2 separate regions of the Mus musculus genome follow, and region 2 is linked to region 1. A link is a contact called in ENCODE Hi-C or POLR2A ChIA-PET data. All regions are on one chromosome and are shown on one strand. Each heading gives the region's core, a stretch centred on a gene start or an enhancer-like site at or near the end of the contact. The rest is flanking DNA. Distances are from core to core; before and after follow the strand shown.

What was found. A loop is a pair of places that touch in the nucleus more often than their neighbours do. ChIA-PET counts read pairs that join two places held with the same protein, here RNA polymerase II (POLR2A).
Region 2: POLR2A ChIA-PET joins it to region 1 with 17 read pairs in embryonic stem cell. The contact joins the promoter of Acly here to the promoter of Klhl11 in region 1. A Hi-C loop is called at or near these places in 2 of 37 maps with a recorded cell type or tissue (T-helper 1 cell and left cerebral cortex). POLR2A ChIA-PET finds 5 or more read pairs at or near these places in 4 of 5 experiments (Patski and embryonic stem cell).

Annotation. Positions count from the first base shown.
Region 1 is chr11:100,468,818-100,475,335 of GRCm38, forward strand. It overlaps Klhl11 (kelch-like 11), which reads right to left and starts at 3,965. Exons shown (of 2, transcript NM_172565.2): 1 at 3,364-3,965. The coding sequence starts at 3,911.
Region 2 is chr11:100,522,025-100,529,387 of GRCm38, forward strand. It overlaps Acly (ATP citrate lyase), which reads right to left and starts at 5,976. Exons shown (of 28, transcript NM_134037.3): 1 at 5,771-5,976; 2 at 1,416-1,597; 3 at 1-80. The coding sequence starts at 1,574.

The DNA.
Region 1 (6,518 bases), core at 2,715-5,214:
TTTCTGGCTTTGAGACTGGATCTCCTATGTAGCTCTGCCTGTCCTTGAAATCAGAGATCCAACTGACCCTGCCTCCTAAGCACTGGGATTAAAGGTATGCTCCCAATTTTTTGTTTGTTTGAGACAAGGTCTTACTATGTAACCCTTGGCTGTCCTGGAATTCATTCTGTAGACCAGGCTGCCTCAAACACAAAGATCCACTCACCTCTGTATCCTAAGTGCTGGGATTGAAGGTGTATGTTGAGCCTCCACTGCCACCATCTCTCTTTTTATTAAGACAGGATTTCTCTATGTAACCCATGCAGGTCTAGAACTCCTGTTCCTCCTGGCTAAGCCTCTCAAGAGTTGGAGTTACAGTAATGTGTCACTGTCCTTGGCTCTTTTTCCAGTATAATCTCAGTGTTTGGAAACATCCCTATTCTAAGACTATGTTTTAGTGTTTTGCCTGCATTTATGTATGTGCTCCACACGTGTGCCTACTGTCAACATCAGAAGAGGGAGCTGGACCCCGAAAGTGAAGTTATAGATGGTTGTGAACTGCCATGTGAGTTTTGGGAACTGAACATAAGCCCTCTGGAAGAGCAGCCACTCTTAATGGTTGAACCATCTCTCCAGCTCCTGGAAATATCCTTTTTTGTTAACATTGTTTCTCCTTGTGTTTTCTTTCACAGCTTAACTGGAGAAGCAATGTCCTTCAATCTGAAGCTTACCCAGTTATCTGGACCATGCTCACTGACCTTCCTGTCATATCTGATCTTCTCCACATCTTTTGTATATTTGAGTATGAATGCAGGCACATCAGATGTCTTTCCTTGATTAATCTCCACCCTTTTGGATCTAAATTTTTTTTTTTAGAGATTTTATGTTTATGAGTGTTTTCCCTACGTGTATATTTATGTACCATGTATGTCTGATGCCCTTGATGGTCAGAAGACATCAGATCCACTGAAATAGTAGGTACAGATAGTTGTGAGCCACAAGGTTGGGGCTGAGAACCTAACCAACCTTGGTCTTCTGTAAGAGAAACAAGTGCTCTTAACCACTGGGCTGTCAGTCCAGCCCCCCACCTTATTTTTCCAGACAAGGTCTTTCACTGGACCTAACCCATTGTGCCAGACTGGAATCAGTCTGTTTCTGCTCTCTTCCCCAAGGCTGGGGTTACAGGAATGCACTACCATGCCCTCATCCCTGCAGTGCAGGCATGTTTTCCACATCTGGGCCATCTCTGAAGCCTCTATTTTTTCCATATCTCTTTTGAAATATAAGGAGGTGGGACAAGTCTAGCTGAGCTGGATATGTAGACCAGGCTAAACTAAAATTCAAAGACCTGCTTGCCTCTGCTTCCCAAGGGTGTTGGGATTAAATGCCCAACCTTTTTCCACACTGTAACAATAATCTGATCTTTCCAATTGCTTGGGTTAAAAAAAATTCTTCTGGCTGGCTAGTCAGTAGAGGCACAGGCCTTTAATCCCAGCACTTGGGGGGAAGAGGCAGGTGGATCTGAGTTGAAGTCTGGTCTACAGAGCTAGTTCTAGGACAGCCAACGCTACACAAAGAAACCCTGTCTCCGAAAAAAAAATTTTTTTTCCTTACTCCTGTGTCAAGCCCACCAGTAATTCATCTCCTCTATTTCAAAACACAGATGGCCTGCAGAGATGGATCAGCAGTTAAAAGCACTGGCTGTTCTTCTAGAGGATCCAGGCTTAATTTCCAGCATCCACATGTCCTCTTTCTGCCCTCCTTAGGCACCAAGCACTGATACTATACATATATACACACAGGTAAAACACCCTTATACATAAATCCCAAAGCATACACACAGATGACACAGTTCTCATCACCTCCCTTCTTCAATCCAAGCCTCTACCACTATTGCAATGACCTAGTCTCTGCTACAGCTCTTGCCGCACCCTGTCCTGCCCTTTTTTTGACATGGAATTTATTAAGTAAAACAGAATCATTCTCAATGCCTTCTAATTTTAGAAAGGTCAGCTTCTTTCACAGGCCCATGAGGCCTTAAGGCAAAGGTTCTTAACATGTGGGTTGTGACCCCTTTGGGGATCAAGCAACCCCTTCACAGGGGTCAAATATCAGATAGCCTGAATATCAGATATTCACAGAAGCAAAATTAGTTATGAACTAGGAAGGAAATAATGTTATGGTTGGGGTCACCACAACATGAGGAGCCGTATTGAAGGGTTGCAGTGTTAGGCAGGGTGAGCATCACTGCTCCAAGGGACCCATCCATCCTCCCCACCACTTGGATGCTTTTGCTCCTCTCATCCTGCCTCCTTCATGCAGCTATATAACCCACGCTGTTTTCTCCCTCTACCTGAAGCACACTACCTTGCCACCTATATGCCTTTGCTATGATTTCTGAACATTCTTTATGTGCCCAATTTAAAAATAGTTCCTCTCAGCCTGGTCTATAGATTGAGTTCCAGGACAACCAGCATTACATAGTGCGAACCTGTCTCAAAACAAAGAAATAAAAAAACAAAACCTCCTCTCCATTAGGGCCTATGACGCACAGTCCCACACCTCAGTCTGCCTCACAGCTGTAATAATTATTCAACATGCTATATATTCGCTGTTAAACATCAGAGAGTTTGATAAGGAAAAGGATTTTCATGTGTTTTGATCACTGCTGGATATACCCCCTCCCCCAGCACTGTAACGAGGTCAGTGTCTAGCGCTCCAGAGGTATGTGTTAAAGGATTTGTAACAGTACCAGCATCTCCACCTGCCTCCGAACCAACCTCTGTGGCGTCCTTTCTGGCTCCCCACAATCCATTTTCCACAATCCACTTTTCACTTTTGAAATATTTAAATATTTCGTATTTAAATATTAAAATCAGATAATCTCTCTACCCAGTTTCCCATCCATCACACTCAATAAAATCCAAACATTCCTCACACACACCCTCTGGTCTTTAAACCCAGCATATCCGGAATCGCTGGATTTTCTTTTTAACGTCCTTTCTTCTCTAAGCCAGCCTGGACCCTGACTGAGGCCTTTGGGAAGCCTGTAATGTGCACCCATTCCCTTTTGTACGGCCAATTTCTCTTGCCACTGCGAAGCTGGTTTAAATGACATTTCCTCCGATCCGTAGCTAGCCCTTCACCGTTTTTTAAATGTCATCATCACAGGAGTCGAACACGACCCACCGTTTTTCATCGCCTTTGTCCCTACCACCTGAAATCTGCGCTCAGGGGTGCAATGCGCACAAGCTAGACTCTCAGGGGGCATCCTCAGTGCCAGGCGCGGTGGCTGTCCCGTCGCGGGCATAATGAGGGAGCTGGCACCACAGACACTGCCCCCCACCCCCCAACCCAGCCCTCGCTCGCCCACGGTCGTCTCACCTGTCGGCCAGCTCCAGCACCTCGTGCACGCTGCCGGTGCTCACTCGGATGCGGCCGGTGTACATGTACTCGATAACGGCTTCCACCGTGTCAGGTTCGGGTCCGGGCTCTGAGCTCCACTTGCGCATCTCCACCCGGCCCGAGCGCGATTCCGAAAACTGACCCGAGAGTAAGGGCGTGAAGTACTCGGTGGCAGCGGCCAGCACCGAGCGGTGGGCACGGAACTCGCGACCTCCGGCCCCGCCGAAGCACAGGGTGATGTCGCAGAACAGGCCTTGACGCCGCTGCTCGTTCTGCCGCCAGGACAACTCGGAGCAGTGAGTGCTGCACTCGAAGTCCTCGGCCTCTGGGCCCGGATCGCTCCCGCCCGTGTCGACGAGGGTAGAGATGCCGGCCCCGGTCACGAAGTCTACCGTGCCACTGCCTCGGACCTCAGCGGCCAGGCTCGCGGAACCGGCGACGGCAGTCTCCATGCTCTCCATCTCCAGCACTTGAAAAGATGCAGCCGCGGCCGCAGCGGCAGCTGCCGCCGCCACAGCCGCCGCCATCTTGACGCCGCCGTACCGGCCCCCTCAGCTTCCGAACGGTGCGGCAAGTCTGATGCGACACAGAGGCATTCTGGGATTAAATAGTGCGCGCGGGGCGGAGCCGCGCCTGCGCACTTCTGCCGTGCTTACGCCCTCTAGCGAGGCAAGCGCAGTTCTCGGAGCCAGAAAAAAACTCAGGTCTACCTTTTCTCGCCCCTCCATTATGGTGGCCCCCTGTGCTTGTTTTGTTGAATTTTCTTCTACTTTATGTTGCTTTGGAGTGTATCCTCGCCATCACACGCACACACATTTTTTGTTTGTTTGTTTGTTTTTTAACTTTGTAGACCATGATAGCCTGGAACTCACAGAGATCCACCTTACCCCTGCCTCTGCTGGCCTGTGCCAATCCCAGCACTTGGGAGGCAGAGGCAGGCTGATCTCCCTGAGTTCGAGGACCTAGTCTCAGAAAGGACAGCCAGGAATACACAGAGAAACCCCGTCTTAAAACACAAAACGATTGACTTTGGAGAGAAAGTAATTTTTAAATTTTATTCTTATCAAAGTGTCTGTGCACAGGTCCTACAGAGGACAGGTAGGTGTTAGATTCCCAGTAGCTGGAGTTAAAGGCGGTTAAAACCCCCCTGATAAGGGTGTTGGGAGCCAACAATCAAACTGATTCTCTGAGAGAGTACTCCTAACTGCTAAACTATCTTTCCAATCCAGGAGGGGGGCAGTATAAAGAAAAATAACTTCGTTAAAGTTATTTATTTTTGCAGGTGTCTCTCATGTAGCCCAAGGTGGCCACACACTTGCTGTGTAGTTAAGGATGACTTTGAACTCCTGATTCTTCTCCTGGATTTTGGGATTACTAAAATGTTCCTGAGCACACCCAATTTTGTTTTGTTTTGTTTGTTTGTTTTTTGTTTTGTTTTTTGAGACAGGGTTTCTCTGTGTAGCTATGGCTGTCCTGGAACTCACTTTGTAGACCAGGCTGGCCTCGAACTCAGAAATCCACCTGCCTCTGCCTCCCAAGTGCTGGGATTAAAGGCATGCGCCACCATTGCCCGGCGAGCACACCCAATTTAACATGAGCTATGTAAGAAACCAGGGCAAGCCTGGCGTGGTGGCGCACTTCTTTAATCCCAGCACTCGGGAGGCAGAGGCAGGCAGATTTCTGAGTTCGAGGCCAGCCTGGTCTACAGAGTGAGTTCCAGGACAGCCAGGGCTACACAGAGAAACCCTGTCTCGAAAAACAAAAACAAAAAAAAAGAAACCAGGGCAGTTTAGTCACCCCAGCACCAATAAGTAAATAGCCCTAAAAATTACATTTATTTATTTTTATGGTAGGGTATTCGTGTGGAGTACAAAGCACAATTTAATGAACATCACTACGTTAGAGGATAGAACTCGAACTTGAGTCATTAATTAGACTTGGTTGGTGTTAGGTGCAATTAGCCATATTTTTTGCCCATAAAACAGAATATTTGTTTGTTTGTCTGTTTGTTTATAGGCAGGGTTTCAGCTAGGTAGGGGTGACTGTCCTGGAACTCACTCTGTAGACCAGTCTGGCCTTGAACTCACAGAGTTCACCTGCCTCTGCCTCCCAAGTTCCACCGGGCTGAGAAAATTATTTTCAAAAGGTAGTAAAGCATAAGACTTTGAGTCTTAGGCTGGTAAAAGTAGCACACACCTGTAACTCCAGCCGTTGGGACGCTAAGGCAGAATCATTTGTGGGAAGACAACCTGAGCTGTCTCAAAAGAAGACCGAGTCTCAGCTAGGTGGGTGAAGGTGAGGAATTACTTATGTCTGATTTCCTAAAAATGGATGTTGCCGACCTTGGAAGAACACAGAATGAAATGGAGGATCTTTGAATTTCAGAACAGGCTAGTCTAGTGAGTTTTGGGACAGCCAGGGCTACATGGAGAAACCCTGTCTCAAAAAAAAAACAAGTTGGGCATGGTGGCCCACGCCTTTAATCCCAGCACTCAGGAGGTAGAGGCAGGCGGATTTCTGAGTTCGAGGCCAGCCTGGTCTACAAAGTGAGTTCCAGGACAGCCAGGGCTACACAGAGAAACCCTGTCTCGAAAAACCAAAAAACCAAAAAACAAACAAACAAATAAAAGCCTTTAACTCTTTTTACATTCTTTAGTATAGGTGTGTAGTATTGTCATTGCATGTGCCTTGCACACCTAATGTTAGAGAACTTTTCCTTCCACATCATATTTACATGGTCAGGCTTAGCAGCAAATGTCTTCACCTGGCAAGCCTTCAACTTGATTTTTTAAATGTCACTGATAGAGGATGGATTGTACCAGGACAAAAGAGGAAATAAAGGCACCAATTAAGTAGAGCAGATATGGATCAGAGGAGAGTTCAAGGGTAAATGAACAGAACTTGGAACCCAGTAGAGCAGAAGAGCAACTCTCCAGCTTTTGGCTTGAGTAATAGCTAGAGCTATGGGGTACCATTCATTAAGGGGAAAGTGTTGTGTTAGAAGCACGGCTCCAAACAGACTACACCAGGTCAAACAGTTCCATGTGAGGTTTACTGTAGAAGGGCAGAGGTGGCAGCGAAAGAGAAATTAAAGGGGTCTTCCTTTTATTTGGATAGTGACATAATAGCTGCCA
Region 2 (7,363 bases), core at 4,726-7,225, 55 kb after region 1:
CCATCCAGAGAGAGATTGACCCCGACGAGGCCAAGCTTTCCTCGACGTTTGATTAACTGGTCTGGCTTGACAACCAAGCTCTGCAATGAAAGGGGTTGAGGAAGGAAACGGGAATGTGGGGAGTGAAGTTGTATGGCTTTGATCGCCCTGCTTCCAGATCCAGCTCACATGTATCCAGAAGGGCCACTTTCCTGCCCAGAAGCCTTCCTTGACTACCCCAGCCAGGATGAGCCTGGCAGGGTAGACACTGCCGAGACATCTGCTGAATAAGCAATCTCTTCTTCTGTGAGGAATTAACTGCGTCGTCCAACCATGTTTAAAACATGGGCCAGTCCTTGTGGCCTAAGACTTAGGACTTCTGTAGACAATCTGATCAACCCCATCCCTGTTTAAACCCTAACCACAACAGGCCAGGCAAATCAGTCCCTAGCTCCAGTACCAGGAAATTTACTACCATCCCAGCCGCCTCGGAAAGGAAAAAACCAAAACATCATAAAGCCTTGTCTGGGCCTGCCACAGAAGTCAAGGGCTTCCCAAAGCCACCCCAAAGATGGTATAAAGGGATCTTAAGCGTGTCTCCTCTACGCTGGTCTCCCCCATGCTTAGCCATCAGCCATTTTCACAAAGTACAAGGTCCCACTTCTTTATTCATTCTTATGTGTAGGCGTGCTTTGCCTACATGTATGCGGGAGAGGACATCAGATCACCTGGAAACGGAGTTACAGATGGCTGTGTGCTGCCAAGTAGAAGCTGGAGTCACACCCATGTCTCTACAAGAAGAATACCTGATCTTAACCACTGAGCCATCTCTCTAGACTCAAGGTCCCACTTCTTAGATGTCCTGAGATGTCCCACTTTGGGGAAGGGAAGTAGAAGCCTTGTTTGTTTTTGTTTTGTTTTTTCAAGAAAGGGTTTCTCTGTGTAATATTCCTGACTGTCATAGAACTCACTTTGTAGACCAGGTTGACCTTCAACTCAGAGATCCTCCTGCCTCTGCCTCCTGTGTTGCGATTAAAGGCGCCACCAGGCCAAATATAAGTGATTTTTTTTTTTAACTGAGCCTTTACCAACTGCTGGACAGCACACTAAATGCTTCCTGGATGTTCCTGCTAATCCTTATAGCTCATAAAGTGTTATCCCTATTTGACAGATGGGGACCTAAGATCAAGAGACGTGAAATGGTTTGCCTCAGGCCACATGGTTCATAAATGGAGAGGTGTGATTTGGATACCAGCCTGTCTGGTTCCAGATGAAGGGCCCAGAGCAAACGCAAGACCCTGCTTGGCCAGCTGCAGCAGACACAGAAGCAAGTCTGCAATCACGGCGCTCCTTGAGACACCTCCAACAAAGCAAATGCTTTCCCCTCCTCAGAGCCTGAGCTGGACAGAAGGGCTCAGGGTGCAGGCAGAGCTTACCTGGCTGAGCAGCCACGGGTGGTCCTGCAGCAGATGGGCCCAGTCTGTGTCGGGAGTCACCCGGGCGTACTTGAACCGGTTCTGGATGGCCGAGGTGGTGCAGATGTACTTGTACAGGAGTTCTTTGCCGGTCTGCTCTGAAATTGCCTTGGCTGACATGGCTGCAGAGAGACCTGGTTTACCTACAAGGGGAAGAGGACCTGCATGGTCAGTCTGGGCAGGAAGGTCAAAGCACTATCTTCCCCAACAGGCTGGATCTACTCCCAACTCCCCCCCAAACAATAAAACTAGATCTTGGCTTTTCTCAAGAGAAAGAAAAAGGGCCACCCTGGCAGGAGGGGATGGGAGGTGTCCCCAAAGCAGCGTCGTTGACAGATCTAGATCTAGAGGTGAGAAAATTGTAAAAATTATGAACGTAGCACCAGATACAGTAGTGTCTTCCCATAATTCCCCTCACCTGGGAGGGAGAGGGGGTAGGATCACAAGGTCAAGGCCAGCCTGGGCCATATGAGATCCTGTCTCAAAAGGAGAAAGAAAGAGAAAGAGGGAGGGAAGGAGAGAAGAAAGGAGAACAAGCAACAACAACAACAAAAACCTGCAAAGTTCTTCTGGAACTCTTGGATTGACCTTAACCTTGTCTCTACTCCCTCTGGGCAAACTAGCTGGCCACAACCACCTTCAGTCCAGAGTAAAAGGCAGATCAAAGGGGAAGCTAGGAAAGAAGTCCAAGAGTCAGATCCAAATGTGAATACTGTTCTATGAGATGGGCCCGGACACACTGAACTATTCTTTATGTCCTATGACCTGTGAAGAACACTGCTGGCCTTGCTTTCTTCCTAGGTTTCATCCCCCTCCCAGCCTGACTCACATATATCCCCTGTCCCCTAATAGAGTACAGGCCCTGGTGGGGTAAGAGGAAGGAAAGAGTTACCTCAAAGCTCCTTTCAACTAGGACACTAGACTCCCACCTCCAAGTACATAGCAGTCCCAGGGCAGGAAACTATGACCTACAGATCATCCCATCCACCCCACTGAGTCATCCGAGCTGTCAGCTTGGAGCAAAACCCTCTAAGCAAAACAGAGGTCTCTCTGGGGACCCCCCTGTACTAGTCATTCCTAAACTGAGCCAGGACTGGGGAGAAGGCAGAAGCTATCTTCGGAGCTGCAAGCATAGCTCATTGGCAGAGTGCTTGCCCAACACGCATAAGGCCCTGGGGTTTGCTCCCCAGCACTGCAAGAAATAACTTACCTCATGGGAACGCATCAAGTCCACTAAGAGGCATAATCCCACTTCTCAAAATTCAGAGGGAGGGCGTGAACTTGCCTAAGAAGGCAGACTCACCAGTTAGGACTCTGGTCCTAACACTCTTACAACCGAGTCTCTAGGAAACAGCTACTGCAGCCTAAGAGAAAGACCATTTCTCCCAAGACTGACTGGGCCCCCTTCGACTCAGAAAGAGTCTATAAGGAGAATTCTCTCGTCCTTCCTGCCCACTACCTTGCCAGACACACCCACTCCGCCCCAGAGCAGCTTGTGTAGAGCACTGAGAAGAGATGGAAAAAGGAAACGCAGTCCTGCCAAGTGCCTGCCTGGACCAAGACAAGCTGCCCCTGTGTCTTCGAAAGGGCCGGAATGGAAGCTGTTGCATTTGCTCAAGAGAAAAAAGTCAAGTCCGTGTAAGGAGGGGAAGTTAGGGGCTGACACGCCCAGGAAGGTTAGTATTCTCTCCTAGCCCAGGGAAGGCAAGAGTCACAGGGTCACACTCAACTCCTCTGCCAATCGGCCACGCTGGAGAGACTTCAGATGCTAGCCCTGGCTGGGCTGCCTCCCCTATCTCTAAGGCACCACAATGGGCATACTCAGCTTGGGGCCGGGTTCAAAGTAGGTAGCTGGAAAGGGGCTTCTCCTGGGATGGCTTGGAACTCCTTAATTTGTTTCTGAAGGAGACGCCCCAACCAGCCCCACTGCCCCAGAGTCCTCCACCCCCACCCACTCCAGTTCCATTTCCCAACCTTCTTGACTCAGACCAGAAAAACTGGTCCTGAAATCGAATGGGCACACCCACCCCTACCCACCTCCCAAACAGAATGCAGCCCAGGGCACCTTAATCAGAAAGAGGAGGGGGCGGCACTGACCACTTCCAGCCACTCATACACCTTCAAAAACAAAATCACACACTTCAGAAGAAAGGAAGCCCCTGGGCCAAGCCTATGCCTACGCATAAACCAGTTGACAGAAGACTGACCACAGTCCCCAGAATTTAGTACCTCCCAAAACAGACCCAAGACCCAGCTAAGGGAAGGATGAAGGAGACAACACAACCTTAGGCAACTGAAGGAAATCACAATTTTCTTAAGTCTCAGATCACCATGAGGTGGGTGAAGGGGTGTCTCTGGTCAGGAGGAAAAAAAAAAAAATAGGGAGATGATACAGGAACGGTTTGCCAGTTTACCAAAACAAGATGTGCCACCAGAGCACTGCGGCTTGGCTGGAAAGGCTGAGACAAAGGACTCTTAGACTAACTGGTGGAAGGGCCTGGTCTCTCAGCAGGGCAGCTCATACATCCTGGGAGGCCCCAGGAGAGATCAATCAAAACTTCACTCATCAATTCCCTGCTCTCAACAGCAATGGATCGGTGAGGTTCTTTCAGAATCTAAAAAGCCTGAAAACCGTGAGGGAAGTAAGTATGCGCTTACTCAAACATGTGAAAACTTCCGTTATTAGGAACAATGTGACAAAAGTACATCAGAATCTGGGATTGGAGGACACCCCCCTCCCACACACACACACCCCAAAGCCTTTCTCAGCGGCTGATCACGCTGTCAAATTCGTGATGGATGGTTTCACAGCAGAGCTGAGCGCCCACTCCCCCAACAAACTGTTACCTGTTAACAATAACCTGCAAACTCTTAGTGGGAACCATGCCCAAGGTTCCAACACGCACACGCACCTATACACTTAGATATATGGACACACACACTCACATTCTCTCTGTCTTTGTCTGTCTCTATCTCTCTCCAAGAAAGGGATCTTTTGAATTGAATGGGCTATTTTCTACAGTGACTGCCTGAGGACTGAATTCACTCACTGAGGCCCCAGGAGCAGCCCAGAGGGAAGGGTGAATGAATGAAGCCTGCTTTTAAAGAAGACTCCTCTGGGACCCACTGAGGAGGGTCGACAAAACACTCTCACTTTAAGGGCTGGGGAGGGGGAGGGGATGACAAGCAAGCAATCCCCTATAGCAAAGGAACGGACAGAACTCTTCCGAGTATTCCCTGCTACAGCAGACAGTGTCTAAATAGAGATTAAAAACAGCAGCTACTCTGTCTTCAAGGCCTCCTTTTACTGCCCCCCCCCCCCGCAGAGGGGAGCGTTTAAGCAGCTTTCTAAGAGGTGGAAATGATCTTTCCAGGACAGTTATCTCTCGATAGTAAAGAAACCCGACATGCTGAGCAAAGTTAAAGCGGGGACAGACAGGGTTGGCTGGCAGACTAAAGTGCCTTATGCTGTCCTTTCCAAAATTATGTCAGGAGGGATCCCTCATAGCAGAATTTCAAGACTGAAGAAAGCAGCAAGCTTTGGGGACCAGACCTCTGCCAGGCCTGACAGGAGGTAGAGGTAGGTAGCATCCTTTGCACACACGCGCGCCCGCGCACATACACACACCCTAGGTGCTTGTCTCATCCAGACTCCTGAGCACTCCGACCATCTGTTGTTTGGGGGCTACACCAGTAGGGAGCTCCTTAGCAGGGAGAGCCCATCCAGCGCCGTCGCTCCGGAGCCAAGTCCTCGCAGCAAGGCCTCAGGCACTCTGAAGCAGCACGACCCCGCGTGGCCAGGGCCCGCTCCCTACACTTCGACATAGAGCTTAAGGGATTCACCACAGAACTAACAGGACAGGCCTGCTTGAGTCCGGCTTGCGAGCGGCCGGCGTGGAGAGAGTAGCCACCGCCATCTCTACTACCCGCCCCGGCATCCGGTGGGGAACCCGAATGGGGCCCAAAAAAGTGTCCCAAAAAAAGCCCGACTAGACTCGAGAGCTGGCCCTGGGTGGAGCTGAGAAGAAGCAGGACGCGCAAAGGCAATCCGGAGGAGGGAGAAGTAAGGTCGGTGGCAAGCAATGTGCAAACTCCCAGGAACTAGAATAGGATTGGGAGGGTGTAGACATGCGGCCCGCGGCTGGGGAGAAGACTACTATAAAGCTTAGACCCGCACAAAACTTCCGAGCAGGTGCAGGGAGCGCGCGGGAGCGCCCAGCCAGGGAGCCCGGAGGTGGTTCCGGGTTGGGGGAGGGAAGCAGGAAGCTTAGTGGGTACTGGGGGGTCGCACCCGCGCCTACGACTGCCGTACTCACCTCTTCGAGAAAGCCTGAGTGTGGCTCTCTGTCCGTAAGCACCAGCTCACCCCAACTCTTCGGATCGCTCCAGCCGCCTGCAGCAGCCGGGGATCCGGCTTTTGTTCCGGCCCAAGTGGGCTCCTCCCCGCCCCCCATCAGCTCACAGGCTAAGCAGCCCGGCGATTGGGCACACGCGTTCCCTAGCCTGAGCTCTAGGCTCCTCCCCATTCGCTGCTGTGGTGGCCCCGCCCTCAGGCCTGACCTGGGGCTGATGGGACTTGTAGTCCCGGACGTGGGCGGGGCCGTGGGCGGGGCCTAGGATGGGGAGATGGGCCGGGCGGCTCTAGGAGGAGAACCTACGAGGCTGGGGGCTGTGGCCTGATCGTTTCAGGGGCTGGGCCGGCCAGCCGCCGGGTTGGGTAGCTGAGGGAGGGGGTTGTTGGCCCAAAAGGCTATAGCACTTCTCCCTGGACCTGGCGTCCTCTTCCTCCCTCCCAGGAGAGCAACTGACGTTCTTATCCCAGGCTCTTGTAAGCCGCCACACCAAACCCAGTGCGTTAGACCTGCTTTTGAAAAGCTACGTCTGCTTTCCTTTCACACGTGTCGCCTCTCCGCTCCTGGAACCCTCCCCAGGGAATTTACCAGAGCCAGTCTACACGACCACGCTACACAATCAGACTGTCCGACCTAGGACATAGATTGGAGGAAGGGGTAAACTAGTGAGGCCAGAAGGACGCCAGTCCCAACGCGAGTCCTCTTACAGGCTCACCTGAGCGCGGATCTGGGCGGAGCTGATCATTTATCTGAGATTAAAACTTAGGACTGGGGCCATCCCTGCCCAACCTCTTGCTCCCTCCCCCAACCTCAAACTAAGACACCGAAAGCAATGAACAACCTCCTCTTTTCTGTTACTTGCGAAAGATAGAACATATTTTCCAAACCCAAAACTGGAGCGCCCAGTCTAACAGGTACCCGAGAACTTCTGGGGCAGAATAGATAAATCATAAGGTCCTGGAAATCAGGAATTCACTGCTTCCCTGGAGTGGAAGCCTCTCTTGCTTGTCCCCTAGTCCCAGTATGTCTTCCCAGATGGACCCAGAAACTAACAATTTTCCAGCTCTAGGAAGGAGGCCAGAATCATCCTTTAATCAGCTCAGGTGATGCGTCAGCCCAGGGTGCAGAGAATCTGCATGGCTGTGCCCCTGGCAAAAAACCCTGGGTCAAAAGCTCCCTGCAACAATGTTGCAACACTCTCCTGGGCAAACACTTTCCCAAGGCCCCCCACTCCCAGGCCCTTTTCGGCCAGTCTTTGGATGGCTGAACTTGTAACACCCATTCTTGACCAGCGTGTGCTCCTTTTTTTGTTTGTTTGGGTTTTTTTTTTGTTGTTGTTGTTTTGTTTTTTACGAGACAGGGTTTCTCTGTGTAGCCCTGGCTGTCCTGGAACTCATTTTGTAGACCAGGCTGGCCTCGAACTCAGAAATCCGCCTGCCTCTGCCTCCTGATTAAAGGCGTGCCACCACTCCTGGCTAGCGTGTGCTCCTTGATGACGTCTTTTTTTTTTTTTTTTCTTGGTCCCTTCCCTAATACTCATTCTTTAGAAATAACAGT